Linked DNA regions of Homo sapiens: region 2 is linked to region 1. A link is an interaction called in ENCODE POLR2A ChIA-PET data of the cell type or tissue named here. Cell type or tissue: A673. All regions are shown on one strand. Links, peaks and the distances in the headings refer to the core of each region. The heading gives the core; the rest is flanking DNA.

The links. Peaks named below come from ENCODE experiments on the same cell type or tissue, not always from the same donor. Only the 100,000 strongest peaks of a DNase experiment are listed, where the experiment ranks them.
Region 2: POLR2A ChIA-PET joins it to region 1 with 10 read pairs; 22 of 35 experiments call an interaction of 5 or more read pairs at or near these places.

Annotation. Positions count from the first base shown.
Region 1 is chr14:35,384,970-35,400,673 of GRCh38, forward strand. It overlaps the pseudogene RPLP0P3. Among named protein-coding and RNA genes, the nearest start is that of NFKBIA, 12 kb to the right of the region's middle. RefSeq lists enhancers at 64-729, 509-1,031 and a silencer at 6,034-6,328. In A673, for the core only: no CTCF peak of the experiment used is centred there; no DNase peak of the experiment used is centred there.
Region 2 is chr14:35,148,989-35,164,692 of GRCh38, forward strand. All of the region lies in intron 4 of PRORP (protein only RNase P catalytic subunit), which reads left to right. All of the region lies in intron 4 of PRORP-PSMA6 (PRORP-PSMA6 readthrough), which reads left to right. It also overlaps the pseudogene SEPTIN7P1. Among named protein-coding and RNA genes, the nearest start is that of PRORP, 34 kb to the left of the region's middle. RefSeq lists enhancers at 3,897-4,398, 10,955-11,249. In A673, for the core only: no CTCF peak of the experiment used is centred there; a DNase peak (open chromatin) is centred at 7,243; H3K27ac peaks cover 2,407 bases.

The sequences.
Region 1 (15,704 bases), core at 12,979-15,478:
TGGGGGTTGGCTCTCTGGATCTGCGTCAGTGCTCCAAGCAACTGCCTTAGTGGGGCAGTCACTGACCCCCCTGGAGTTGCTGCCATCTACAGAAGGCCTGGGCTGGGTCAGGTGGCCGCTGGCCGTTCCTCACAGCGGAACGGATGCTCTGCAAAGGCCCTCCTGACTTTTGTTCACTTCGTCCCTTTGTGAGGCCCCAGCCCTGGCAGAGGTCATGGAGGGACCATCCAAAGGCCCCGCCTTCTCCACCTTCATCATTGCAATCCCATGAGCCAGGTGGGCACAGGTGGCTTGCACTGTGGAACCTCAGGAAAAAGGAGACAGGCATTGATGCCAGCCCCACAGAGGCACAGAGCTCTTCCTTGGCGCCTGCTGTGTGGACAAAGGCCTGGCCAGTGTGCGGAGTCTGGGGTTCTGTGATGCCACAGGCCCTGCCTCTGTGTGAGCTGCTGCCTGCAGGGCCTCCCTCACCCTGCAGCCTCATCACCTCCTGACCATTGCAGGCAACCGACCAAGCTCTCGTGTGAGGTGGGCACCCCCTGGGCTGTCTCTCCAGCTTACAAGAATGGCCCCCTTTCAAGTCATTGCCTTGAGCTGTCTAGACCCATCCAGGCAGGGTTTTAGCACAAGGCTCTCAGGAGTTAAACATGCCATGAAACATGCCCCACTTCCCAGGATATAATTAGACCAGAGTCCTCTCCCTGGGAGTGTGTGCGTGTCAGAGAGAGACAAAGAGAAAGAGAGGGAGGGAGGAAGGGAGGGAGGGAGGCGGAGATTGGCTGAGGGCCTGTCTCTGGTTCGGGGCCTGTCACCCATGAGCAGCTTGGCTCCCCGCTGAGTTCCCTCGCCTCTTGCCATTGGCAAGACACACGGAGGAAGGCTCCTGCAGAGAAGACAGACAGGCAAAGCTCCTCAGAGGGGAGCTGGCCAGGAGGCCCAGGCCTCACCCACCCCGTCACTGTCCTGGCTCTGAGGCCATCCTCACCCCTTGCTGCAGGGGCTTACCCATCTCCACTGGGTTAGGCTGTGTGCCCGACTGGCCTTTTTCCTCTGGGTATTTGGGGCATGCTCACCTGTGGACTAATGTTTTTGAGAACAAATTTTAAATGTTAATAGCCTTATTTTTTTTTTCTGATAAAGTAATAGAGGAAAACATTAAAAAGAGAGTAAATCTCCCTGCTTTGTTTTGCTTTGAGGGTCTGGCTCTGTTGCCCAGGCTGGAGTGCAGTGGCGCGATCTCAGCTCACTGCAGCCTTGACCTCCTGGGCTCAAGGGATGCTCTCACCTCAGCCTCTGGGACTAAAGGCATGTGCCACGACACTCAGCTAATTTTGTTTAGTTTTCGTAGAGACGAGGTCTCACTATGTTATCCAGGCTGGTCTCAAACTCCTGGGCTCAAGCAATCCTCCCACCTTGGCCTCCCAAAGTTCTGAGATTACAGGCAGGAGCCAAGGTGACTGGCCTATTGTTAGTTTTTTAAAGTGTGATTGTAGTATTAAGTTATAGTTTTATTTTTGTTTTTTAAAGAAGGTGGGGGGAGGGAAAGTGAGGAAAGGGGTAAAGGTTATATTTTTAAAGCATAGTCCTCCTGTTTTAGGGATAAGTACTAAAATAGGGATGACTTTACATGATATGACGACTGCTGCTTACTTTTGAAGCAGCTGTGTTGTCTAAGACATACCCTGGGGTTCTTTGTCTTGTGCCAGGAAAATTTAGGGCACGGACACACACGAGGAGTTTAGGAGTGGAGGTTTAATAAGCAGAAGAGAAGAGAAAGAGAAACAGTACTCTACGAGAGAGAAAGGTCTCCCAGTGGAAAAGACCAGCGGGCAGCAGATGTGCCACATTTTAAAGGCAGGTTTGAGGAGACGGTGTCTGATTTACATAGGGCTCACAGATTGGTTCAATCAAGTATGAGATTTACATAGCACCGGGAATGCTGGACGCCCTGCCCTAATCTTATTATGTAAATGAACTCTCCCGTTGACCAGCGCCATGTTGTCTGCTCCTTACTGTACGCCTGGCGGATAAAGAGAAAAGAAGATGGAGCCGCCATCTTGAACATGATTGGCACAATTGCTGGCATCTATGTCCCTGCAGCTAGATTTTATAGGCTGCTCTTTGTTAGAAAGGAAAATAAGTTGGGGCTGCTTTTCATTAAAAGGAAAATTTGCCGAGGACTTCCCTACCCTCACTATCTGCCTAAGTAATTTCTTAACTCCTGTATTACTTTGAAATGGGGAGAGGGAGATGGATAAAAGTATAAATGAAATAAAATTGCTCTGAGGATACAGGAAAAAAACAAACCAAAGTGCTCCCCCTATTTTCTTACTAAACAACACAGATACTTCAGTGACCAGATGTGTGGGGGTATCTCCCCATATACCAAGCAAGCAGCAGAATTCAGCTCAATTCTGACACTGTCTACCTAGGAAACAGCCTCAGATCCCGCGGATTGGAGGCTTAGTCCCACAAGACTTCAGACGCTAATCGCGAGCCCCAGGTTGTTTTGCTTGTGATTCTGACTGACAGCTTTAAATCTGGGTTCCCAAGACCCTCTCCTTGAGTTCAATTAATTTGCTAGAGTGGCTCACAGAACTCGGATAAACACTTTACTTATATTATCGGTTTATGATAAGGGATATTACAAAGGATGCAGATAAAGAGATGCACAGGGCCAGGCATGTGGAATGGGGCACGCAGATTCCATGCCCTCCCCGGGCACATCACCCTCCAGAAACCTCCATGTGTTCAGCTGCTTGGAGGCTCCCTGAACCCCATCTTTTTGGCTTGTATGGAAGCGTCATTACGTAGGCCTGATTGATTAAACCGTGGCCATTGGTGATCAACTTGACCTTCAGCCCCTCTCCCTTCCCTGGAGGTTAGGCAGGGGTGGGACTGAAAGTCCCAACCCTCTGATCCTTCCCTGGTCTTTCCAGTGACCAGCAAGCTGCTGGGAGTGGCCAGCCAACAGTCAACTCATTCGTATACAGAAAATGGCATGTCACTTTAGAGATTCTAGGATTTTAGGAGTTGTATGCCAGGAAACTGGATGAAGACCAAATATATGCATACTTTTTTTTAAAAAAATGTAAGCCTTTATTTGCTTATTTTGCAAATAAAGCTGGCTGAGTTGGTTGCTTTTTGGTGGTTAGTCAAAGAGACCAAATCCCATATCCTCATCCAACTCCTCCGACTCCTCGTTTTCAAACTTAGTTGGGGCTGCCGCAGCAGCAGGAGCAGCCGTGGCGGTAGTGGCCACAGGGGCAGCAGCCACAAAGGCAGATGGATCAGCCAAGAAGGTCTTGATCTTTTCAGCAGGCGGGAAGGTGTAATCAGTCTCCACAGATAGAGCCAGGCATCCTTTGTACCCACTGATGATAGAAGGGGGTACTGATGCAACAGGTGGGTAGCCAGTTTGCAGACACACTGGCAACATTGCGGACACCCTCCAGGAAGCCAGAATACAGAGTTTCTTCTGTGATGTCAAGCACTTCAGGGTTGTAGATACTACCATTGTTGAACACCTGCTGGATGACCAGCCCAAAGGAGAAGGGAGAGATGTTCGGCGTGTTCAGCAGTGTGGCTTCGCTGGCTCCCACTCTGTCTCCAGTCTTGATCAGCTGCACATCACTCAGGATTTCAGTGGTGCCCCTGGAGATTTTAGTGGTAATGCCTAAAGCCTGGAAAAAAGAAATCTTCTCGGGTCCCAGACCAGTGTTCTGGGCTGGTACAGTGACTTCACATGGGCCAATGGCACCAGCACGGGTGGCAGCTGGCACCTTATTGGCCAGCAGCAGATCCCTGACCTCAGTGAGGTCCTCCTTGGTGAACGCAAAGCCCACATTCCCCTGCAGAGGAGGCAACAGTTTCTCCAGAGCTGGGCTGTTTTCCAGTTGTCCTTGGGTGGCCTTGCGCATCATGGGGTTCCTGCCCATTGGCACCACGGCCTTCCCTTGGAGGGACAGGTGGATCTACTGTGTCTGCTTGGAGCCCACAGTGTCTGCTCCCATGATGAAACATTTCAGATAATTATCCAAAAGCTGGATGATCTTAAGGAAGTAGTTAGACTTCCAGGTCGCCCTGTCTTCCCTGGGCATCACGGCGGTGTGTCAGGGATGGCCACGCAGGCCAACACGATGTCACTTCCACGAGGATGCCTGGTGAGAGAAGGCCCAAATATATATTTCACAATATCACAATTGCCCGTGAGCTGATAACGAAGCTAGAGATGATATCTATTTTAATATTGTGTCTACATTTGTGTATATTTGAACTTCTAAATAATACTTTTTTTAAAACACCATAGAAGACAACCACCCAGCAAAAACCGCTGTTGACATCTTGGGACATTTGTCACCTGAACCCATTTCCTATGTTTAGGGGATGCACTGTCTTGAAGCACAAATGCAAGACAATCACTTTCCCAGCCTCCCTTGTGTGGCATCTGACGGAGGCTGCCCAGACCTTGAATCAGAGGCTAACAATGGGAAAACCTGTATGCATTCTGGGCACAGCATGAGGGGTTGCGGGAGGTCGGCTGCAGGAGTGAGCTCAGCGGATCTCTCTTGCTCTCCAGGTCACCCGGAGAATCTTAAGGCTTCCCCAAATCCTCTTCACAAATCTCTTTTTGTTGTTGTTATTGTTGTTGTTGTTGTCGAGACGGAATCTCACGCACAATCTCGGCTCACTGCAACCTCCACTTCCTGGGTTCAAGTGATTCTCCTGCCTCAGCCTCCCTCCTGAGTAACTGGGGTTACAGGTGCCCGCCACCACACCGGATAGTTTTTTGTATTTTTAGTAGAGATGGGGTTTTGTCATGTTGGCCAGGATGGTCTCGAACTCCTCACCTTAAGTGATCCACCCACCTCGGCCTCCCAAAGTCATGGGATTACAGGCGTGAGCCACCATGCCTGGCCCACAAATCTCCTTTCTGTCCAAAGTATCCAGCATTAGTTTCTTTGGCTTATAACCAAGAATCTTGGTGGGGAGAACATGTTGGCATGGTTGTGTGTTTATTGGTAGGATTGCACTATTCTTTTATTTATTTATTTATCTATTTATTTATTTTTTGAAAAGGAGTCTCGCTCAGTCCCCCCAGCTGGAGTGCAGTGGCATGATCTCAGCTCACTGTAATTTCCACCTCCTCCGTTCAAATCATTCTCCTGCCTCAGCCTCCCAAGTAGCTGGGACTACAGGTGCGTGCCACCATGCCAGGCTAATTTTTGTATTTTTGGTAGAGATGGGGTTTCACTGTGTTGGCCAGGCTGGTCTCAAACTCCTGACCTCAGGTGATCCACCTGCCTTGGCCTCCCAAAGTGCTGGGATTACAGGCGTGAGCCCCAGGCCCAGCCAGGATTGCACTATTCTAACGGTGTCGAGCTTTCCCCTTCTGCTGAAGAGCAAAGCACAAGGAGGGGCGTTTGCGGGGATGCAGCCTTCCTCCCTCCCTCATTCTCTCCCAGCTAGTGCTGCCACTAGAGCAAGGCTCTCTCCTTCCCCGCCTTTCCCACCAGTGGTAGAAGAAAAGGAAAGCATTTATAATAAAGCCCACTTTCTGCATTACAGAGGCAGGATGGGGAGGGCTGAGGGCCCAAGGTTCTGCCTGATTTGCTGACCCCCTCACAGAGGGCTCCAGGCAAGGCCCCAGGAGGGGGTGTTCATCTCTCTCTAACCAGGTCGGGCTTCCCTACTGAGTTGCATCCCCATTACCGTCAGCGATCTGCCACCTGGCCCACTGCTGACCACAGGAGCAGAGGCTTCTCTCACCTTCCATGACTTGAGAGGACTCCCAGAGGTCCAGGGCCTTCCAGGCTTGCACCTGGGGTGGGCCCATGACAGCCCTCCGTTTCATGCCTCCACCTGGTGGGTCATGCCCCCCAGCCTCAAGGCAGCTCCCGTGGGTCAGGGCTGCGCTGAGCAGGTGTTGGAGGCTGGGAAGGGCCTGGTGAAGGGGGCTCCCCACTGGCAAGGGACAAAGTCAGGGAGGGTCAAGAGGAAGACTAGATGTTCCAGTTTGTCCTTAGAGGATCTGGTTCCTCAGGTCCTGGCCACCCTATGAGTAGGGGAACAGGAAGTTTTGGCTTGCAGGGAACAACGTGCCTACAGGGAGGGCTGTCAGATGCTCTTCACATTAGTGATAATTAATCATCCTAATTGAAGCTGTCACCTACTGAGTGCCTACTATGTGTCTGGCACTTTGCCAGAGCTTTACAGACATCATGAGTCATAGCTAAGCCTCACAGCCACTCTGCAAGGCAGCTGCGGTCACCCTGCTTTAGAGATGAGGAATTGAGTCTCAGAGAGGTTAAGCCACTAGCCCAGGGTTACATGGTGTAGAGAGTAGGGCCTCCAGTGGGAGCCAGGTTGGTCTGAACCTCCAATGGAGAATGATCGATTGCTCTGAAGGCTGTCTCTGTCATGAGAGCCACCCAGGGTGTTCCTGGTTGTTGGCCTTCCCAGGACCTGGCCTTCCCAGGTCTCCCCTCAGACAGGCCTCGCAGGCGTCTTCATTCTATACCCATCTCCACCCCAGTGGGTCAGCTGGAAATGGGCTCAAAACTTAATCACACAATTACCTCAGCCGTGGCTTCCCTGCAGCCTCTGAGGAGGCAGAGTTTTTTCTCCTTTGCTGGTAGGTTTCTGCTGTCAAAAACCATCCCAGGGCTGGGTGTGGTGGCTCACACTTGTAATCCCAGCACATTGGGAGGCCAAGGCAGGAGGATCACTTGAGGTCAGGAGTTCGAGACCAACCTGGCCAACATGGTGAAACCCCATCTCTACTAAAAATACAAAAATTAGGTGCACATAGTGGCACATGCCTGTAATCCCAGCTACTCGGGAGGCTGAGGCAGGAGAATCACTTGAACCTGGGAGGTGGAGGTTGCAGTGAGCCAAGATTGCGCCACTGCACTCCAGCCTGGGCAACAGAGTAAGACTCTTTCTCAAAAAAAAAAAAAATTAGCTGGGCTTGGTGACATGCACCTGGGATCCCACACACTCGGAAGGCTGAGGTGGGAGGATCATTTAAGCCCAGGAGGCTGAGGCTGCAGTGAGCCATGATTGTGCCACTGCACTCTAGCCTAGGTGACAGAGTGAGACCCTATCTCCAAAATGAAAAAAAGAAAAAAAAACCCTCCTGGGATAGTATCCTGAGCTGGGACCAGAGCTACCTGGAGCCTCTTTGCCAGCAGCCAAGTCTTGGGTGTCAAGATGGCACCTAAGGCTATTACAATGAACTGAATGTTAGTGTCCCTTCAAAATCCATATGTTGAAATCTGAATCCCCAAGGTGATGGTGTCAGGTGGGGCCTTGGGAAGTGATTAGGTCATAAGGATGGAGCCCTCCTGAATGGGATTAGTTCCCTTATAGAAGAAGCCCCAGCAAGCTAGCTGGCCCTTTCCACCACGTGCAGACACAGCAAGAAGGCCTCATCTTCAAATAGAAAAGCTGGCCCTCACCAGACACAGAATCTGCTAGCATCTTGATCTTGGACTTTGCAGCCTCCAAAACTGTGGCAAAATAAATTTCTTTCTTTCTTTTTTTTTTTTTCTTTTTGAGACAGAGTCTTGCCCTGTCACCCAGGCTGGAGTGCAATGGTGCGATCTCGGATCACTGCAACCTCCGCCTCCCAGGTTCAAGCACTTCTCCTGCTTCAGCCTCCCAAATAGCTGGGATTATAGGCTCGTGCCACCATGCCCGGCTAATTTTTTGTATCTTTAGTAGAGACAGGGTTTCACCATGTTGGCCAGGCTGGTCTTGAACTCCTGACCTCGTGATCTGCCCACCCTGGCCTCCCAAAGTGCTGGGATTACAGGGGTGAGCCACCACGCCCAGCCGGAGAAATAAATTTCTATTGTTCATAAGCAACCCAGTCTATGGAATTCGGCTGTAGCAGCCTGAACAGTCTAAGACAGCTGTGCTCATGCCATTTCCTATGGACTTACAGCATCTGTCACTTACTTTTCACACACTCCTATGAGGTATCTTTTCAATGTTTCCTATGAGAAAAATTTTACACAATAGAAACAGTAGCAAATGACTTCTCAGAGTAAAATAAGTTTATTTGGTGGCCAGGGCCATGTAAGATTAACACCAGCTGCACTGGAAAATGGCAGCTGTTGAGAAGCCTTGAACATCTTCAGTAAAATGAGGAGGCTCACCCTGACCAGTCTGGGAACAAAGAGCTTTGGAGCCAAAGGGAGCAGGTTTGAGTCCCAGAATGGCCACTTTTCTTGGTTTCATCACCTCAGACAAGTTACCAAGCCTCTTTGAACCTTGGTTTCCTCAATAATGTCCCCCTGTGATGATCACATATGCCTGGCATATAGTCATTGTTTCATAAATGACACCTACTACCATTATTATTCACCCATAGCTGGATTAGCTGGGTCCTCTGCAGTGTGAATTATAGTGTGATGGGATTGGAGCTAAGGCTCGTCAGTGATAGGTGAGATTCTAAAACAGGTAAGGCTTGTTTTTTTGTTTGTTTGTTTTTTGAGACCGAGTCTCGCTCTGTCGCCCAGGCTGGAGTGCAGTGGTGGATCTCAGCTCACCGCAACCTCCGCCTCCTGGGTTCAAGCGATTCTCCTGCCTCAGCCTCCCAAGTGGCGGGGATTACAGGCGCCCGCCACCAAGCCCAGCTAATTTGTTGTCTTTTTTTAAGTAGAGACGGGGTTTCACCGTGTTAGCCAGGATGGTTTCGATCTCCTGACCTTGTGATCCGCCTGCCTCGCCCTCCCAAAGCACTGGGATTACAGGCGTGAGCCACCCAGACTGGCCCGAGGCTTGTTTTTTAATGCACCCCTCCTCCATGCTCCCTGTCCTGCTTAGCAGACCTCCAACATTGTCGTGGGTCCATTTCCTGAATTTTTAACTTTTTAAATGTGTTGAAAGATACTTGACATGTGTCCTAGCCCTCAGGTCTTTAGGCCTAATGACTAGTCAGATTGAGGCAGAAACTATCCCCTTCCACCTCCAAGTTTATTGTCTGCATTAACATGACTTTTTTTCTCCCACTGTCTTTGGTACAATAACTTTACTATTCCAAGAGTCTCTTGCCCAGGCAAATAACTTCATTGTTTATTACAGGAATTTCCCAAGAGGCCCATCAACTCTTCAATAGGCGAGCTTTATTTAATAGAAGCATCAACAGACATTTCACACCTAAGACATTTCAAACCCCTCGCCTAGCTGTTGCCACCAACCTGAAACTACTGTATCATTATCTCCCCCAATCCCAAGCAAGCCCCTGCATTGAAAGGCCCTCCTTAAACCAATCTTGAAATTCTCAGTGAGATCCTAGCCTCTCCACTTCCCCTGGCAGCCGCGATGGAGGCTCTGTGCAGGGGCTATTCTCTCCCCTCCATAAGCAATGAACTCAGCTCTGCCTTCCACCATCTTCCCAGAACAGAAATTCTGGTGCGCTCCTTCCAGAAAGTCCTTTCGGTGTGACTGACCCAATCTGAGGAGCCGTGAAAGCCAGGAGGGGAGGTCCCAGGGCCAGGTTGGCTCTGGGTGTCCTTTCCATTCTTCCCTGTGTGTGGAGCTGGTCCCGCTGTGGGGACCATGGGTAGAGGGCAACGTGCACAAGAGCCCCTTGAGGACATCCTTGCTGCACACATTTCAGGCCTGGGAAGTTGTGCACACACAGACAGAACCCTTCATGGTCAGTCTGCTGGGGGTACTGTTATTCCCGGTTCTAGCCTCTAAGAAATGAAAGCTTCCACTCCCGTTTGACTTGTAGATTGCAGGATATTTGTGTGTCCAAGGCTTGAGTCTCTCTTTCAAACCAGAGGTTTACTCTGTGTTTTGAGAAAAGAATGACTGAATTTATGTACACGGAAGAGTCTATAGAGCCAGCTGTCCAGTAGCTAGGAAACATACAGTGGGCCACGTGGCAAGGTCCTGCCTTGGGAAATTGCCTCTCAATGACGGAGGTGGGAAGGCCTGCGAAGGAGAATGTTAAAAATCAACTTGAAACTAAGTTGGTATTAAAACACTTCACCTGAAAGAAGTTCATTCATTGATCCTTAAAAAGTTGCATTTGCGGCTGGGCGCGGTAGCTCACGCCTGTAATCCCAGCACTTTGGGAGGCCGAGGCAGGCAGATCACAAGGTCAGGAGATCGAGACCATCCTGGCGAATATGGTGACACCCCACCTCTCCTAAAAATACAAAAAAAAATTAGCCGGGTGTGGTGGCGGGCACCTGTAGTCCCAGCTACTCGGAATGGCGTGAACCCGGGAGATGGAACTTGCAGTGAGCAGAGATAGCGCCACCGCACTCTAGCCTGGGCGACAGAGCAAGACTCCGTCTCAAAAAAAAAAAAAAAAAAAAAAAAAAAAGTTGCATTTGCTTGTTTGTTTGGGGCATCCCCAGAGATGAATATTAAAATACTGTTAAGTTTTTAAAAGTCTGACCAAAATGTTTAATGTGGTGACTTTGGGTAGACCTGAGCCTCGGTGAGAACCAAACCCAGACCACACAACTGGAAACTCCTGGAAGTAGACGCGCCTCACTTCCTTAATTTAGCACCTTATGAAACAATAGTAAAGATTTCAGCCGGGCGCGGTGGCTCAAGTCTGTAATCCCAGTACTTTGGGAGGCCGAGGCGGGCGGATCACGAGGTTAGGAGATCGAAACCATCCTGGCTAACACGGCGAAACCTGGTGTCTACTAAAAATACAAAAAATTAGCCTGGTGTGGTGGTGGGCACCTGTAGTCCCAGCAATTCCGGAGGCTGAGGCAGGAGAAGGGCGTGAACCCAGGAGGCGGAGTTTGCAGTGAGCCGAGATCGCTCCGCTGCACTCCAGGCTGGGCGACAGAGTGAGACTCTGTCTCAAAAAAAAAAAAAAAGATTTCAGAGAAGATGAAGTAGGATACCTGTCTGAGTCCCACAGGATTGTTCAGTTTACTGGGGTCTCCTGAGGTCTCAGAACTTGCATTTTCTGCATTATTATATAGTTTCCATGAGACAGTATTTCCATTAACATAAAACATCAGAAATTCAAACCATCCTTTGTAATATTTGCCCAGTTTTGGTAGTATAGCAACAGATACATAAGGAACATATTGACGATTGATGACCTGAAAACACTTTTGTTAATTCCTGTGTGTGCTTGGTAGCTGCTGCTTTTTTTTTTTTTTTTTTTTCCCTGACTGGGCTTTGCTCTGTTGCCCGGGCTGGCACCATCTTGGCTCACTGCAACCTCCACCTCCTGGGCTCAAGCAATCTTACCGCCTCAGCCTCCTGAGTAGCTGGTGTCAGGCCTCTGAGCCCAGGCCAGGCCGTCGCATCCCCTGTGACTTGCACGTATACATCCAGATGGCCTGAAGTAACTGAAGATCCACAAAAGAAGTAAAAACAGCCTCAACTGATGACATTCCACCATTGTGATTTGTTCCTGCCCCACCCTAACTGATCAATGTACTTTGTAATCTCCCCCACCCTTAAGAAGGTACTTTGTAGTCTCCCCCACCCTTAAGAAGGTTCTTTGTAATTCTCCCCACCCTTGAGAATGTACTTTGTGAGATCCACCCCTGCCCACCAGAGAACAACCCCCTTTGACTGTAATTTTCCATTACCTTCCCAAATCCTATAAAACGGCCCCACCCCTATCTCCCTTCGCTGACTCTCTTTTCGGACTCAGCCCGCCTGCACCCAGGTGAAATAAACAGCCATTTTGCTCACACAAAGCCTGTTTGGTGGTCTCTTCACACGGACGTGCATGAAAGCTGGGACTGCAGGTGCGCACCACCACTCCCAGCTAATTTTTTGTATTTTTGCAGAGATGGGGTTTCACTGTGTTGTCCAGGCTGGTCTCGAACTCCTGGGCTCAAGCAGTCTGCACACCTCAGACTTCCAAAGTGCTCGGATAACAGGAGTGAGCCAGTGTGCCTGGCCTGGAAGCTGCTTTATCCCCAGGTTAGGAATATATACCTAGAGCCTGGCTCTGCCATTTACTGGCTGTGTGACCCAGGCTGACTTTCTTTCTTTCTTTCTTTTTTGTTTTTTGAGACAGAGTTTCACTCTTGTTGCCCAGGCTGGAGTGCAATGGCACGATCTCCACTCACTGCAACCTCTGCCTTCTGGATTCAAGTGATTCTCCTGCCTCAGTCTCCCAAGTAGCTGGGATTACAGGCACGTACCACCAGGCCTGGCTACTTTTTGTATTTTTAGTAGAGATGGGGTTTCACCATGTTGGCCAGGCTGATCTCAAACTCCTGACCTCTGGTGATCCGCCTGTCTCAGCCTCCCAAAGTGCTGGGATTACAGGTGTGAGCCACCGTGCCTGGCCTTAATGTATTTTTTTTTGTAGAGATGGGCTCTCCCTATATTTCCCAGGCTGGTCTTGACCTCCTGGGCTCAAATGATCCTCCTGCCTCAGCTTCTCAAAGTGCTGGGATTATAGGCATGAGCCCCCGCACCTGGTCACACTTACCTGGATTGCTGGCCGGTTTGTGGGCCTTGGCCCTATTTTCATGTCAGTGTTCAGAGTCCAGTCCTACTTGTCAATGACTCAGATTGGCTGATGCTGGGTCATACTTCCTGCCCCCTGTGAAAAGGGTGCCTGCCACAGTCACTTGGGGCATGGGATAAGATAATATAGTACTGGCAGGTAAATAGCTAACTGGAATATGAGCTCGGGTCCCGTCTCTCCCACCTGCACTCCGCGCTGGTGCCTGGGCTCAGCTCCCGTGCTATGGGCTTTCATCTCATCACGCCTTTCCATGCAGTTGTCTGTCTCCCTCTCCACCTAAGCAAGGAGCTCTTAGGGGCAGAGGCCATGACTTATTCCTCTTATTCCTGCCCTTGGCAGGAGGCCTGGAGAATAGTTCTTTTTGATGCAAATGAAGGAATGGGTTGGAGAGTCGTACTTCTCTAGGAGGGAAACACAGGTGAGGTCCAGTTTCAGTTTCTGTAATGCTCTCTTTCAATGGGGAAACAGCCTAGGATATTCTTGTCCAGGCACCAGAGGTTGGGGAATGTTTCTTGGGCATGTTTCAGACTGGAGTTCCACAACTCAGACTTTTCTTGCCAAATGAAATTTCAGCTACACTTAAGGCAAGTTAATGAAAATCTGGCAGAAAGCTGGGGGTGGGGGAGTGGGTGGGTACGGGGGTGGGAAGTCTTGGGGAAGGAAGACCCATCTGACAGACTCAATTCTGTCACCACTTAATCACTTCCAGTAGCAACTGAACTTTCCATGCAAATCCACCCAAGCTCCCAGCCTTCTGAATTTCCAGGCCCCAGGGGAAGGTCTTCAGATTGCTCAGACTAGTTTGTTCCCTCTTTAAAGAAAAATCCTTACTTTCTGGAAGGACTTGGTACACGTGGCCGCTACAGGAAATGTATCCTGATGGATAAGGCAGGCAGAAGGAATCAAGGAACTGAATTCAAGGAAGTTGCTGATGTGATATATTATTTCCCCCTCATATCACTTCCCCTTTCTCTAGGCACTCTTAGTCCTACCTGTCCCCACACAATCTGTAACTTCTTGGAGGAAATCAAAGTGCATTAAAGAAGACTCTCCGTCTGCTGGCCTGTTTACTTTGAGATCTTTTGCTCTTGTTTGCTTAGGAATTTGAAGATTTTCTACAGATTAGAATGTTTCCCTTCTAAAATTTTCCTTTAGGGAACTCCAGGCTCCAGTCACCCAACCAACAGGCAGGACAGAAAGATAATAAATTTAAAACAAAAAGAAAAGAAAAGCAGGGAGGGCTGGGTGTGGTGGGTCACACCTGTAATCCCAGGACTGTGGGAGGCCAAGGCAGGTGGATCACTTGAGGTCAGGAGTTCGAGACCAGCCTGGCCAACACGGCGAAACCCCATCTCCACTAAAAATATAAAAATTAGCCGGGTGTAGTGGTGTGCACCTGTAGTCCCAGCTACTCGGGAGGCTGAGGCAGGAGAATTGCTTGAACCCAGGAGGCGGAGGTTACAGTGAGCCGAGATCATGCCACTGCACTCCAGCCTGGGCAAGAGAGTGAGACCCTATCACACACACACAAAAAAAAGGTGGGGGGGGGGATGAGAAATGGGGAGAAGAGCTAGAGAGTAAGGAACCGGGGCAGCCTTCAGTGCTTAACTGGGCCCAGCTACCTCGAGATTTATGCAGATGACAGAACCTTTTCCAAGGTTTAGGACCTAGAAAGAAGAAAAGCTGAAGCCTAGAAAGGTGGGAGACTGGGCCCAAGTGGGTGAGAAGGGGCCCACCCTTGCTTGACCATGGAGGGTGACGCCCCTATGCAAGAGCTGGGCTCTAAGGAGGCTGGGGATGAGGGGGTGGCGCACAGCTTTGTCCTGTTTCTACAACCTAGCACAGAACTAGAGACAGCGTATGGGTGAATTGGCACAAATTTAACCCCTTTACAGAGGGAAGAAGAGTCACATTTGACTGAGTAGAAAGTACTAAGGGCATCGTTCCAAAATTGGGGAGCCAAGTTTCCAACCTTTGTTCTTTTGAGAATGAGGGTGGGGATATCACCCCACTCCCATCTTACCTCTCCCACTTAGCTGAGAGCTGAACCTAACTGACCTAATTCCTGTGGTAGGTCATTTAACACCTGTGTTGAGGTGCTTGGGGATGGACAAGGAATTTCAGGGAAGAACCCGGGCACTTTGACAGAGAATAAGACTGGTAGAGGGACCGCCAGTGCTGGGTTCCGGATGGACTAAGGCTACAGAAATGGAGCAGAGCTGGGCGCGGTGACTCACGCCTGAAATTCCAGCACTTTGGGAGGCTGAGGTGGGCAGATCACCTGAGGTCAGGAGTTCAAGACCAGCCTGGGCAACATGGTGAAACCCTGTCTCTACTAAAAATATAAAAATTAGCCAGGCGTGGTGGCAGGCACCTGTAATCCCAGCTACTCGGGAGGCTGAGGCACAGAGAATCGCTAGAACCCGGGAGGTGGAGGTTGCAGTGAGCTGAGATCATGCCACTGTACTCCAGCCTGGGCGACAGAGCAAGACTCCATCTCAAAAAAAAAAAAAAAAAAAAAAAAAGAAAGAGAAAGAATTGGGGCAGAATTGGCTTTAACCAGTCTGTAGTAACACTCCTTATATGTGGAAGACCACTAAATACTGGCTCCTTTTTGGTCCAAGGTGACCATATTCTTTTGACTTTGACATCGTTTGTGGATCAGGAAAGGGATAATGTAATAATTTTTTCTTAGGTATAAGTCAAAGACATGAATTGCATTTATACACTACTCTGCATTTTCTAGAATGCAATAACTTTACTTTTTCCTCAGAAATGTTTTGGCTGGGTGTGGTGGCTCAGACCTGTAATCCCAGTGCTTTGGGAGGCCATAGTGGGTGGATCTCTTGAGCCCAGGAGTTCCAGACCAGCCTGGGCAACATAGAGAAACCCTGTCTCTACAAATAAAATTAGTCAGGCATGGTGGTGCATGCTTGTAGTCCCAGCTACTCAGGAGGCTGAGTTGGGAGGATCGCTTGAGCCCAGGAGTTTGGGGCTGCAGTGAGCTGTGATTGCACAATTGCACCCCAGCCTGGGCAACAGAGTGAGACCCTATCCCCCAAAAATTTAATAAAAATGTTTACAGAGTACAAATGCAGATTTTTTATATTGTATAGCGGTAAAGTCTGGGCTTTCAGTATACCCATCTTTATTCTTCTCTCTACCTAGGCAAGAGAGCCATTTTAGGGATGAAAACCTCAAGATAGAGCATCTAAGCCAAGTT
Region 2 (15,704 bases), core at 5,796-8,295, 240 kb before region 1:
GCTCACTGCAAGCTCCGCCTCCCAGGTTCACGCCATTCTCCTGCCTCAGCCTCCCGAGTAGCTGGGACAACAGGCGCCCGCCACCACGCCCGGCTAATTTTTTTGTATTTTTAGTAGAGATGGGGTTTCACCGTGTTAGCCAGGATGGTCTCGATCTCCTGACCTCGTGATCCGCCCGCCTCGGCCTCCCAAAGTGCTGGGATTACAAGCGTGAGCCACCGCGCCCGGCCTAATTTTTTTTTTTAATACAGTGTCTCATTCTGTCATCCAGGCTGGAGTGTGGTGCTATGATCATAGTCCACTGGGGCCTCGAACTCCTGTGCTCAAGTAATCCTCCCATCTAGGCCTCCCAAGTAGCTAGGACTACAGGCATACCACCATACCTGGATCATTTTTAAATTTTTTGTAGAGATAGGATCTTGCTATGTTGCCCAGACTGGTCTCGAACGCCTGACCTCAAGTGATCCTCTTGCTTCAGCCTCCCAAAGTACTGTGATTACAGGTGTGAGCAACCATGACTGGCACCTTGCATTTTTATGTTATGGGGATTGCTTATTTTCTTAAACCTCTTGAGCCAAATTCTGCTGGCCTCCAACTTTTCTTCTACGGCTTCATCACCTCTGTCAGCCTTTGTGGAATTGAAGCATTCAGGTCTTGCTTTGGCTTAAGAGAATGTTGTGGCTGGTTTGATGTTTCATCCAGACCACCAAAACTTTCTTCATATCAGCAATAAGGCTATTTTGCTTTCTTATCATTTATTTGTTCACTGAAGTAGCACTTCTGATTTCTTTCGAGAACTTTGCATTTGCAAAGTTTGGTACCTAGCTTTTGGCCTATCTTAGCTTTTTTGTTTTGTTTTGTTTTGTTTTTTAAGGCGGGGAGACAGAGTCTCACTCTATCACCCAGGCTGGAGTGCAGCGGCATAATCTCAGTTCACTGCAACCTCTGCCTCCCAGGTTCAGTTGAGCAATCCTCATGCCTCAGCCTCCCGAGTAGCTGGGGATTACAGGCATGTGTCACCACACCGGCTAATTTTTAGTAGAGATGGGGTGTCGCCATGTTTCCCAGGCTGGTCTGGAACTTCTGGCCTCAAGTGATCCGCCTGCCTCGGCCTCCCAAAATGTTGGGATTACAGGCGTGAGCCACCATGCCCAGCCCTGTCTTAGCTTTTGACATGCCTTCCTCACTAAGCTCAGTGATTTCAAGCTTTTGATTTAAAGTGTAAGACCGGAGACTCTTCCTTTCACTTGAACACCTAGAGGCCATCGTAGAATTATTAATTGGCCTAATTTCAGTATTGTTGTGTCTCAGGTAATAGGGAGGCCTGAACAGAGGGAGAAAGATGGGGAAATGGCTGTTGGTGGAGCAATCAGAAGTCACACAACATTTATTGATTAAGTTTACTGTCTTACAGCAGCACGGTTTCTGGTGCCCTAAAACAATTACCATTCAGGTATGTCGGTGCAAGAATTCTGGCCAAAAATGTAAAGCTTCTAGAAAAATCAATGAATTCAGAATTTTAGGAAGGTTAAAAAGTTAAAAGGACAAGCAGGTCACTCCTAGCAGTGGCCTTCCCAATGTCAAATGTTTTCCTTATTTCTTCATTCTTTTTCTTTTATGTAACACTTGACTGAAATTCTACCAGCTGGGATCCAGGCTTTTTTATGAGATTTAGCTTGAAGCAGTGTACTTTCCTCCTAAAGCCTAGCTGAGTTTGGCTTTACAAGGAAATGAAAATTATGTGTGGCTATGGGTGTTTGGCTGCTGCTGTTTTAGAGTTGGGTTGGTGATTTTTCATAGAGAACGTTTTGAGGGGCTGATCTGAGGGGGGTGCTCAAATGGAAAGTTTTGTGTGGAGTAGTGTGCTAGAGACAGAGGGATAAAGTCACCTTTAGGAGGTTGAAACAAGGTGGGAGTGTGCAAAGGAGATACTTGACTTTTCTTGTGCTAAGGGCAAGAGAGTCTTATCTTTCTTACAGCGAGTGATCTTTTCTCTCTCAGATTCAGGTTGGCATTATTACTGTTATACTATAACCCATTGCATCATTTGGCTTGGAAACCAAGCCATTTTTAAATTAATTTTTATTTATGGGAAAAGTGTTGTGAGTTCTTTATAATCATCTACTAAGTGAATTTTTAGAAACAGTATTTGGAAGTGAGGTACGTCCCAGAGTGATACACTTTTAGTGTTATTTTTCTTAAAAGATTCTGCCTAGGATTTTTGATTTAGTTTTTCTATAGCTATTGCTTAAATGTATCGATTTTATTGCTTTTTCATTTGGTCTTCTTAGAGAATAGAATAATGTAAATAAGATACTAGATTAGAAACAGTAATACTGGTGCTGAAGACAGACAGCTTACTTCTGAAGGAAGAGAAAACTACCAGTGTGAAAGAGCAGCAGCTGAGATGTTGAGAATAAGGCCTCTGATCACCACTGAACCAAACTCCCGATCTTTATACACATGTATAGTCTTCCCTATCTCAGTAAATACAACTTTTTCCTTCTAGCTATTCAGGTCAAAAAGGTCAGAATCATCCTTGATTCCCCTCTTTCCTTCATATCCCCATTCTAATCTGCCAGCACTCCCTATTTTCCATCTCTGCTTTATTTTTCTCCATAGCACTTATCTGACATGCTACACACACACATACACACACACACACACACACACACACACACACACACACAGAGCTTTTACTATATATCTTTTCTCTGTATAGAGTGAAAGCACCACAAGGGTAGGGATTTTTAAATGCCTGTTTAGAACACTGTTGTATCCTCATAACTCAGAATAGTGCTTTACATAAAGATGCTCAATTTGTTGAATAAATGAATAATAGTTACCATTTACTGAATTCTTAGTGTCAGGCTAAGATCTTTGTGCTAGGATCTTTGTATCAGTTATCTCTAATTTTTTTTCTTCTTTTTTTTTTGTTAATCCATCTTTTTTTTTTTTTTTTTATTGATCATTCTTGGGTGTTTCTCGCAGAGGGGGATTTGGCAGGGTCATAGGACAATAGTGGAGGGAAGGTCAGCAGATAAACAAGTGAACAAAGGTCTCCGGTTTTCCTAGGCAGAGGACCCTGCGGCCCTCCGCAGTGTCTGTGTCCCTGGGTACTTGAGATTAGGGAGTGGTGATGACTCTCAACGAGCATGCTGCCTTCAAGCATCTGTTTAACAAAGCACATCTTGCACCGCCCTTAATCCATTCAACCCTGAGTGGACACAGCACATGTTTCAGAGAGCACAGGGTTGGGGATAAGGTCATAGATCAACAGCATCCCAAGGCAGAAGAATTTTTCTTAGTACAGAACAAAATGAAGTCTCCCATGTCTGCTTCTTTCTACACAGACACAGCAACAATCTGATTTCTCTATCTTTTCCCCACCTTTCCCCCTTTTCTATTCCACAAAACCGCCATCATCATCATGGCCCGTTCTCAATGAGCTGTTGGGTACACCTCCCAGACGGGATGGTGGCCGGGCAGAGGGGCTCCTCACTTCCCAGAAGGGGCGGCCAGGCAGAGGTGCCTCCCACCTCCCGGATGGGGCAGCGGCCGGGTGGAGGCGCCCCCCACCTCCCTCCCGGACGGGGCGGCTGGCCGGGCGGGGGCTGACCCCCCCACCTCCGCCTCCCTCCCAGACAGGGCGGCTGCCTGGCGGAGACGCTCCTCACTTCCCAGACGGGGCGGCTGCCGGGCGGAGGGGCTCCTCACTTCTCAGACGGGTCGGCCGGGCAGAGACGCTCCTCACCTCCCAGACGGGGTGGCGGCCGGGCAGAGGCGCTCCTCACATCCCAGACGGGGAGGCGGAGCAGAGGCGCTCCCCACATCTCAGACGGTGGGCGGCCGGACAGAGACTATCCTCATTTCCTAGACGGGATGGCGGCTGGGAAGAGGCGCTCCTCACTTCCCAGACTGGGCAGCCGGGCAGAGGGGCTCCTCGCATCCCAGACGATGGGCGGCCAGGCAGAGACGCTCCTCACTTCCCAGACGGGGTGGCGGCCGGGCAGAGGCTGTAATCTCGGCACTTTGGGAGGCCAAGGCAGGCGGCTGGGAGGTGGAGGTTGTAGCTAGCCGAGATCACGCCACTGCACTCCAGCCTGGGCAACATTGAGCACTGAGTGAGCGAGACTCCGTCTCAATCCCGGCACCTCGGGAGGCCGAGGCTGGCGGATCACTCGCGGTTAGGAGTTGGAGACCAGCCCGGCCAACACAGCGAAACCCCGTCTCCACCAAAAAAATACAAAAACCAGTCAGGCGTGGCGGTGCGCGCCTGCAATTGTAGGCACTTGGGAGGCTAAGGCAGGAGAATCAGGCAGGGAGGTTGCAGTGAGCCGAGATGGCAGCAGTACAGTCCAGCTTCAGCTCCGCATCAGAGGGAGACGGTGGAAAGAGAGGGAGAGGGAGACCGTGGGGAGAGAGGGATCTCTAATTTTTGTGACAATCCTACAAGGAAGGCAGCCTCCCCTTTTTTGCTAAACCTCAGAGAGGTTAAGTGACTTGCCAAGCAAGGTTTGTAAGTAACAGAATTAAGATTTGAATGCACATCTGTCTGATTCCCAAATATGAGTTCTATTCATTAAGCTTCCCTGTGTTCATAATGAAAGGGTCACTGAGAAGTTTAATAAGATAGTGTTCAGTGTTCTTCATTTGATGAAGGAAACTGTATACTATATTTCTGACAACAGTTTCCATCTTGGATTATCTTGACTTTAAAAGATTAAAACGAAATAAAATTGGTTGTTTAAAGGAACATGCCTCAGTTATCTGGAACATTTTGGTATATGTAGAGTGCATTATTCCCCCAAACTGCAAAGTAGAAGGGAGTATTATTTGTGTTCTTAGAGAAATTTAAGAGGTCCTCACTCAAGTACTAATTCTGTTTCTTAACTAATTTTAACTTGCTTTTTAAAAAGCAAATGTTTATATAAGGGTTATTATAAGCTAGTCACTGTTATGAGTACTTTATAAATATTAACTAACTTAACATATATCTTTATAATAACCTTGGAAAAGTTACTTCAGCACTTTCGTTCTTTTTCCTGGTCTTTAAACAGAGACAGTTGGACCAGATGATCTCCAAAGCCCACTCCAGCTCTGCAATGTTAAGGCTTTCTAACTAACACATAACACATAGTTATGTGTTAAGAAAAGTTAGATAAGGTCAGCTTTTCCTAGTGGGAACAGAGATGAGAGTGGAGCCCCAAAGACAGTGCACAGTAGAACAGGAAGTTGTGATTTAGGTGAATTAAAAGTGCAGAGTCTGTATGTAGCACAGTGTCAGTTTGGGAGGGAAGGAAGGCAGCATCAAATCGTTGTTGAGGTTTTGATGATGTGAAGCTCTTTAGTCTACCTTTCTCCTTTCCTTAATATCTAAAGGGAGAAATTCCAAGTTGTTATGTCTTGAGCAGAGCACATGACACCTCCTTATTAACCAGCACTACTTTTTAGCTATAGGTTGAAATTTGGCTCGTGGTTCTTCAAGATTTTAAGAAATAGTAAATAGGAGAGTTAAGGATTTGGTATGTGAAAATATCAAACCTGAATCTAGATGCATGAATCTGATCAAGCATCTAGAGCTCACTACTAATTTACTGGAAATACAGGGGGCAGAGGAATATGTTAAATTACACCTCAAGGGTACAATTACCAAATACCATCTGTGGGAAACTGCAAGACAACCCAGTTTCTTCCAATAAATGAATTGCCAAAAAAAAAAAAAAGAGATGGAGCAATGATCTATAGATAAAAGCAATTTGAGATAAAGCAACCATTTGCAGTGTATGGATCATATTGGGCCCTTAGTTCCTGATTTGAACAATCAGAGGAATCTGAACACCAGTTATTGGAGTTATTAAGACATTTTTGTTGATTTTTATTTAGGGTTAATAATGCTAGTGAGTTAAAACTCTTTTTTTTTTGAGGCAGGGTCTCAATCTGTTACCCAGGCTGGAGTGCAGTGGCACAATCACAGCTCACCACAGCCTCAACCTCCCGGGCTCAGGTGATCATCCCACCTCAGCCTCCTGAGTAGCTAGGACTACAGGTGCCTGCCACCACATCAGCTAAGTTTTGTACTTTTTGTAGAGAGGGGGTTTCACCATGTTGCCCAGGCTGGTCTCGAACTCGTGGGCTCAAGTGATTTCCCATTTTGGCCTCCCAAAGTGCTGGGATTACAGGCGTGAGCCACCATGCCTGACCCAAACTCTTTAGATTCAGAGCTAAACACTGAAATATTTATGGATTAAATGATGTGATGTCTGAGATATGCTTCAAAAATAACTGGGAAATAGGGGATGGAATAGATGGAGTTATATATGAAACAAGATTGGTCATGAGATGATAAAGCTAGTTTATGGGTTCATGGGGATTTATTATACTATTCTGTCTACTTTTATATATGTTTAAGATTTTCATCTTGAAAATCTTTTTTTATAAGCTAACAAAGGGCCAGCTGTGGTGGCTCACAACTGTAATCCCAGCACTTCGGGAAGCTGAGGTGGGAGGATTGCTTGAGCCCAGGAGTTTAAGACAAGCCTGGGCAACATAGCGAGACCTGGTGTCTATTTAAAAAAAAAAAAAAAAAAAAAAGCTGACAAATACACATATGCTTTCAGGATAGAAGTTATGAAAAGGGAGATTATAAAACAGTGCTTTCTTAGTGATTTTCATGCAGAAGCAACATCTTCCTAATCTTCCTATAGTAAAGATTTCCTCAAGTAAACATATTATATATTCATTATAATATAAATAGTATATATTCATTAGAAAGGATATAAACAGTTCAGAAATACCACTATAGAGAATGAAAGTCCCCTTCTTAAAGCAAATTATACTTTTTAAATGCTGAAAATTGTCATGTCATTTGCACGTTTCTTTTTCCATTTTTGAAACGCACAAGATAAAATTTCTTAATAGAGTAGAACAACTAATTTAGATTCAGAGTCAATTCTATAAAGGTTTCCTACTGTACTGCATTGTTTTTGCTTTGCAAAGAGGTTATTAACATTTTTTTTCTGGGTTAGGGGAGGAGTTTGAAAAAATCCTGTACAAGTTAATCCATTGTGTGGTAAAAGCTATAGCTGAAGAGGCAATGTGGAATACTCCAGTGTGCACAACCCCTGCTTTTATCATAGGTGGCAACTGCAGATTAATTCTGGTGTGGTTAGGCATTTCACAAAGGGAAATATGAACCTGAGAGCCTATGTCCCCAACAGTGCTAACTGGGAGATGTGGAGTGTGGGGATTTCCACTCTTTGTTAATAAGATCTCCGGCACATTTCCTCTTTGCTTTTGCATTTTCCTTGGTTATGAAGCAGCTGCAGAGAAGTAAAATGTGATTTCCTGTGTTTAAAAGAGTGCTGGCTTTTCTTTCAGAGACTTAAAATTGGAAGGGTGGAATGCATATGGATTGAGCTACCTACAGGGCTAATTTAAACATAGGTGTTTTATTTTTGTTTTTGTTTTTGTTTTTGTAATGAGTTCACTGCATTTGTGCCAGGAATATTTTTGTTCAGATGTTTTGAATTAGCAGATAACTCAGGTTGTCTCAAAAGCAGGCTTCTCTCTAGGCTGATCACTGCTTTAACAGTGTGATTCTTTGCAAGCTGACTGAAAAACCACTAATGGCAAAAGTGCATTCTGTCATATCAATAAAAATACTGTAGTTCCTTTGCAGATTCATGCAGTATAAATGCTTATCTTGATTATTTAACCTGTAAAATTCTCCAAAATGAGAAAAATAGGCAGAGGGTGTTTTTCAAGAAAATATGATAAGGCCATATCAAGGTACAGTGTCCCCAGATACAATGTCAGTGGGAAATGAAAAGAACTTATTCGCAGAGTAGATGCTTAGGAATCATTAGACTTAGGTGAAAGTTCCTATCATAAATTAATACCTTTTTTTGTAGTCGTTGTCAATATTTCTTGCCCTAATAATGGTAGTTCATTTTTTTCTTTTTTCTTTTCTTTTTTTTTTTTTTGAGACGGAATCTTGCTCTGTCGCCCAGGCGGGAGTGCAGTGGCTCCATCTCGGCTCACTGCAAGCTCCGTCTCCTGGGTTCACGCCATTCTCCTGCCTCAGCCTACCAAATAGCTGGGACTACAGGCGCCCGCCACCACGCCCAGCTAATTTTTTTTATTTTTAGTAGAGATGGGGTTTCACTATGTTAGCCAGGATAGTCTCAATCTCCTGACCTCGTGATCCTCCCGCCTCGGCCTCTCAAAGTGCTGGGATTACAGGCGTGAGCCACCGCGCCCGGACGTTCATTTTTTTCAAAATATACTTAGGAGCCTATCCTAAACATGGGCCAGACCTGTGGATATTTTTGGATGTGGTTTCTTCCCAAGTCATTCACCATTGTGTTGATGGTACAAGGCTTCTCCACTTACAATCAGAGAAACGTCAGATGACTATTAGTAAACAAGAACTGATTATTAAGTACCAGATTAGCAGAGCTGGATGATCAGATCCAAACCACAGCATTCATTGTTCCTGTAAACTATGTGATCAGTGAAGCTAAACTTGTGTTTAAAACCCAGGCACCCGCTGCCACACCCAGCTAATTTTTGTATTTTTAGTAGAGAGAGGGTTTCAGCATGTTGGCCAGGCTGGTCTCGAACTCCTGACCTCAAGTGATCTGCCTGCCTTGGCCTCCCAAAGTGCTGGGATTACAGTGTGAGCCACGGTGCCTGGCCTGTTACTTTCTATTAATAAGTACACAACACCCTAAACAATTCAAGGCATCTTAATCTCCATTAAGAACAACAACAAAATAATTTTTGTCATGCTGTTAAATCTATCACTATGGATAAAACTGGTGCAAATTGGTCAAATGGATCCAACAAACACTGATGTCCAAGTTGGGATATTCGTAACTATTAATAATACGTAACTATTGATCAATAGTTTAAAAGATCTCTTTATTCTTTTTCTTTTTGAAGGTTCTCAAAGAGTTTTGTTCTGAAATATGTTGTTGAGCTTCCCAGTTTGCATCCTCATCCTCAAACTGATGTTGTTTCTTCTCTAATTCTTTGTGTTATGCTTCTTTTTCATTTGCTCATGGCACTGCCATTGGAGCTCAACTTCAGAGTCCTTCAGTTTTTGAACTTTTTTTTTTTACCTTCATTTCAAACACCTGCTCCATTTCCAGCTCCGTCTTCTTCATTTTAGCTACATGCTCCCTTCTTTCTTCTTCCATTTGTGCCAGAAGGCTCTTAGTAAGCCCTTATTTGTTATCAACTCCATTATAAGTCACAACTGCCAGTTTTCTCCTTTCATAGTGGGCATTTAGTAACATCTTTCAAATCGTGCATATGTGTTATCAACATATTTCTTAGAATTGTAAAAACAATGTTCACCATTTTCAACTTTACCAACACCCCAAGGATACTGCCTTCCCCTAACCCTTTTGCCATTAAGTTCAATGATATAGTATTACTACCTACCTAAGCAAGAGGTAAATGGTCCTTCTTCTTTTTAACAAGCTTGTTGTCTTCTTCACCTGTTTCTGGAAATTTATATATTTTAAGTTCTTAGATTTCTTTCATTATCTGTTTTAAAGTTATTATCTGGTTTAATTCCATGTCCTGAAGGAGCAGTGAAGTATAAACCCGGCACCCTGTTATCAGGCATCTGAAATCTGTTCACTTGTGATTCTGCATTTAGGTAGTCCACAGATTTACTATCAATGTAGTTGATGACGAGCTGCCAGCAATTACTATTATCTACTGCATCTCCAAATCCTATTTGGTATCAACTATTGTGAGCAGCAACTTAACACTACCTTCCTTGATTAAAACTTTGGATTGTTCCTCCTGTACAGTCTTTTTAGTAATAATTCTATGAGAAAGACTTGGATATTCTGGAGAATGCAAATCTATGAGGAATCATGAGTTGATTAATGTTGTCTTTCCTGGATTTCCCACCACCGTAAGTGTGAATTCAAACGTTCTCTTCACTGATTCTCTGGATACTTGATTTGGGAGATTGGCAAATCCCACACATTTCCATCATTCCAGTCGTCCAGATTCCAACAGAAGAAATCCACAGAAGAACCACGGTGCTGCTGTTGACGCTCCTCTCCTAATCAGCAGTGGATCTCGCACTCCAGGTCATTCTTTTCAAAACACTGATGTAATCCTATTACTCCCCTGCCTCAAAACCTTCAGCAGTTTCCCATTCCTGCCCTGCAAGTAATTCCTCCAGTTTGGTCGCAGCCTACTTTTCAGGCCTCATTGCTTGCCACTCTCCTCTACAGACACGTGCGTCAGCCAGTGCCAGCTAATTAGTGGCTCTAGACTGCTTTGTGTTTTCTTCCTCTTCTTTTTCCCCTCATCTAAAATATACTTCTACCTCCAAATCCTGTTTTTCCTTCGTGACTATCTCAGTCCCTTTTCTGTCACACAACCTTTTTTGACCCCTGTAGTCTGCATTTATCTTTTCTTCCTTTGAACTTGTAGCATTTATTAACCCTGGCACACATCTGGCTATTGATCCTATACTATGTGTTCTTTTTTTAGTGTTGTTTAGTTTTTCATATCAGTATCTATTGTTATTTCAACCAGATTAGAAACTCTGAGGGACAGGACACCCTTTTTCCTATTTTCCACAATGCTTGGCATCCAGTAGGTGTGTAATAAATACAGTTATTTATACATTAAATAATCCAGTGCTTACATTTATTATGTCATAGCTACCATTTCAGTTAATCTTTACAATAACTTTGAGGGAATGAGTATTTTCTCTCCTTGACAAATGAGGAAACTGAGGCTCAGAAAAGTTCGGTAACTTGCTGAAACCACACAGGTTAAGTGATGAAGTCAGGATTCAGACCCACATCTTTGGACTCAGTAACACTTGCTGTTTAACCATACTGGTAATTCTGCCTCCTTATGAGACTGGTGTATGTTTTCTGAGGATGGGAAATTACCTAACACTTAGCTTACTATTATTTGCTTGATAATGGCAGAAGAAAAGGTGTGCAAACCTGGATTCGTAGTGATTCCTAGCAGGAATAATGAAACAGATTCAAACTGTGCCAAAGTTCACAGGAAAATAGAATTTCCCTTAATCTCGTTGATTACTGGTGGAATGACTCATCTTCCAGTTGTACGTTGCTCTTGAGTTACTCAGATATTTGTATAAGTTAGACAGCGGAGGGAAAACCACTGATGAGATGTACAAGACACGTCATTTGAGCTGATGAATGTTCCTGGGATATCCCCAAGATTTCTACCTGAGTATTCCTGCCTGTCCTATTTACTGTTGGACTCTTTCACCTTTTGGTTTTCTTTCAGAGTAAAATCACTTCCCATTTCCTTTCTGCTTTCCACTTGGATAACTTTCACAGGCTACTCTGTTACTACTGCAGTGCACAAAGATTTACTGTCTACATATTTAACATTAGTCAGATTTACTGTTGAATTTATGCACTAGAAATTTCAGGAATTTAAATTTTTCCTTTTTCATTCTCTTCTCTGCTTCCGATTTTTTTCACTAAAAGAGGACAAAAATTGCCCAAACTATTTTCTTTTTTTAAAAAATTAGCAATAGAATTGAGTATAGATGGTAGTAAATTCTGCTTCATTTCTGTGGGAACATTGAAAACTTGATGGCTTCTGCAAGTGACTGATAAATTGTTTCTGCTTTATAAAGAAAGGAAACAGCTCATTCAACTCAATGAAGTCATTAGTAAACTGGGAATTAGAAATAAAGATTCTGTATTTTTTTGTTGTCATTAATTTGGTCTTTCTGTCTGCATCTGTTTTCTCACAAGTTTGTTTTGAGGATAGATCAGAAGACATATGCACATTGTAAAGCATAAAGTAATCCTTAAGGATGCACTACAGGCAATCCTCAGCCAAAAAACATGATTTATGAACCATGCATACATGCATACTACAAAGGGATCGATCTTACCTCAGTCTAGTGCCCTTTGAAGGCGACAAGCTAAATGGTCTTTTTGGCCCCTGAATCAGAATACCTGGAAACAACTGAAATGTAGACATATTTTTCTTATACATGTGGAAGCAGTTAGGTTATGGGTCCTTTCAGGGATTCATCTACTCTACTGCCATGTGAAGACCGGAGCCCATTTCTCAGTCAGGAACAGGAAGCAGGCAAAGTTACTTTCCTGGTATCCAGTGTTAAAACCCAAAGAGTTATAAATGTTGACAAACTATTGGTAAAACTTGTGGTATTATTATTTACCTAAAGCACATACAGGGGCTTTTATAGTATAGACTTTTTACAGTCAAATCATTTAATTTTCTTGAGTCCTTACAATAGCCCTTCGAAGTATGTGTTAATAACCCCACTTTATTCCTGAGGAACGTAAGGCCCAGAGAAGTGAAGCGATTTGATCGGTGAAGGGGCTTAAATTTTCTACACATTTCCTTCCAAGGACGAAGGGAAGTTAGACACTGTGTTGGCACTTTAGAGCAGATTCTGGGTTAGGTGTGAAGCAGAGGGGATTTCCAGGGTGTGTAAGCATGGACAAACTCCTTGAATGAAAGCAGAATTTTTTCTTTTTTTAAAGTAGTTAACAGCATTTTGGGGTTTGCAGGACTCAGGCTGTGTTACTGCCTTTTTTATTTTTTGGCCTGATTTGTTTCTTTCTAATTTGGGAGCAAGATTTTATAATTAAAAATATATTGCCTTTTGCCCTTTCTTTGAGCTATTCTCCATAAATCTGTAAGAATATGATATGAAAAGGAAGAAGAGTGGGATTAAAAATAATATAGCTGATTCTGTCTAGAAATTTAATTTCTAAACTATCTTTACCTGAGTTAGATCTATTTCTCCAAAGATCAGTCAAGATTTAAGAAATAACTTTAAACTTGTAAGTAAATTCTTTTCTATCTGGAATTTACAGGATAATGTATTAATACTTGGAAATGATACCTAACTGCTAGGGAGCATGCATCTTTAGCTCATGATTCTAGATGATTGAGAATTTTTTAGGGAAACTTTTTCAGTCCTTCATCTAGTTGATAGTGGGCTATCATTTTATATTTCTAGATTGAAAAATAGGTTATCTTCTTTCTCCTTCCTCTCTCTCCTCTTCCCCTTCTCTTTTTTCTTCTTTCTAGCTGTATGGAATGACCATAATTTAATTATTCATTGAGTCTCCTATTAACGAGTATTTAACTTGTTTCAAATCTTTCACTATTACAAAAGTGTCACAGTGAATCATCTTACACATTTGTAATTTCTCACATATTCCAAGATAGATATAAGATAGATTCCCACAAATTGAATTGCTAGCACAATGGAGACATATTAATTTTGATTGGCCTTCATGGAAATTTTAACAGTATATACTGTGATCAGCAAAATATGAGAATTCTTTCTCCGCACCTTGAAGATTCAGTGTGTTATCAAACATTTTGATCTTTGCCTATATGAAGTAAAAAAATAAAATTGCAGTATAGGATTAATTTACAATTTTCTTGGAGTGTGGTGGAGCATATTTTCATAGGTTTAAGAGGCACTTATATTTATTTTCTGCAAACTGCTCCTGTCTTGTCTGTTTTTTGAGTTATTGACTGTTTTCATATTAATTTTAGGAGCTCTTTATTTGAAAAATCATCTGTGATTTAAATTACAATTTTTGAGGCTTATTTTTTTTCTCTATGTATACTTTAAAATATTCGAATTTGTCAGACTTTCCTTTTATGGCTCCTGGGTTTCATATTTAGAAAGATTTTTTCTGTTGCAAGGTTATTGAAAAGCCAACAAACACAAAAAACTTCCTTTTGCTCCCTTCACTTTTGTTGTTTTTCTCTAAATTTTTCATCCATTTGGAATTTTTTTCTGATGTGAGGTATAGTTCCAACTTAATTTCCTCCCCAGCTAATTAGCCAATTGTGTCAACATCATTTAACAACCCATATTTTACCCCACTAGGGATAAAGCGGGATGTTACTTTTAGCATATACCAAATTCTTCATATAAATATTTAGGTCTCTTTTTGGACTTTCTGTTCTGATTCACTAATCTGCATTCCTAACAGTATGACACTATTTTGATTATTGTAGTTTTATGATATATCTAATATCTATTAGAGCTAATTTTTATAACTTGGGTTCTGGCACTTTCTTTAATAAACTTACCAGAGGTAAATATTATAGGCCTCTGATAAAATGTATTAATAATGCTCCCTGGGGCAAAATCATGTTTTATATATGTGACAGAGTCCTATTACCCGTGGCTTTTAAGCGTTTTTTAACACAACACAGATACAATATACATTTTATGTAATAATACATTTATAAATGAAAAAAAATGTATACATAAAAAAATTATGTACTCTTGCTGTATTTGTTGCACTCTATTTTAGTTCTGTTTATTTCTCCCTGAAATGCTGGTTGCAACTGTATTAAATTGATCTCATGACCTAGTAAGGTGTTGTGACCTGCAGTTAAAAAAACACCTTATTATTTGATGTTGTAATCATAGCCATTCTAACTGGTTTGAGATGGCATCTTATTGTGCTTTTAATCTGCATTTCTCTGATGATTAGTGATATTGAGCATTTTTTCATATGTTTATTAGCCACTTGTATGCCTTCTTTTGAGAAGTGTCTGTTCATGTCTTTTGCCTGTTTTTTAATGGGGTTATTTGTTTTTTGCTTGTTGAATTAAGTTCCTTGTAGATTCTGGATATTAGACCATTGTTGGATGCAGTTTGTAAATATTTTCTCCTATTCCGTAAGTTGTCTGTTTACTTTAATAGTTTCTTTTGCTATACAGAGGCTCTTTAGTTTAATTAGTTAATTAATTAGGTCCCACTTGTCAATTTTTGTTTTTGTTGCAATTGCTCTTGGGGACTTAACCAAAAATTCTTTGCCAAGGCTGATGTCAAGAAGGGTATTTCCTAGGTTTTCTTCTAGGATTTTTATAGTTTGAGGGTATACATTTAAATCTTTAATCCATCTTGAGTTAATTTTGATATGTGGTGAAAGGTAAGGGTCCAGTTTCATTTTGCTACATATAACTAGCCAGTTATCTGAGCACCATTTATTGAATAGGAATTCCTTTCCCCATTGCTTGTTTTTGTTGGCCTTGTCGAAAATCAGTTGTATGTGAGTGTGCAGCTTTATTTCTGAGTTTTCCATTCTGTTCCATTGGTCTCTATATCTGTTTTTGTACCAGTATGAGGCTGCAGAGAAAAGGGAATGCTTATACACTGTTGATGGGATGTAAATTAGTTCAGCCACTGTGGAAAGCAGCTTGGAGATTTCTCAAATAACTTAAAACAGAGCAACCATTTAACTCAGGAATCCACTGCTGGGTGTATACCCAAAGGGAAATGGATCATTATACCAAAAAGACACATCCACTCATATGTGCATTGCTGCGCTACTCACAATAGCAAAGACGTGGAATCAACCTAGTGCCAATCAGTGGTGGACTGGATAAAGAAAATGTGGTACTATACACCATGGAATGCTATGCAACCATAAAAAAGAACAAAGTCATGTCCTTCACAGCAACATGGATGGAGCCGGACGCCATAATCCTAAGCAAATTAATTCAGTAAGAGAAAAGCAGATACTGCAAGTTCTTACTTATAAATGGGAGCTAAACATTGAGCATACATGGACATAAACATGGGAACAACAGACACTGCAGACTGCTAGAGGGGGTGGGGTATGGGTTGAAAAGCTACCTACTGGGTACTGTGTTCACTACCTGGG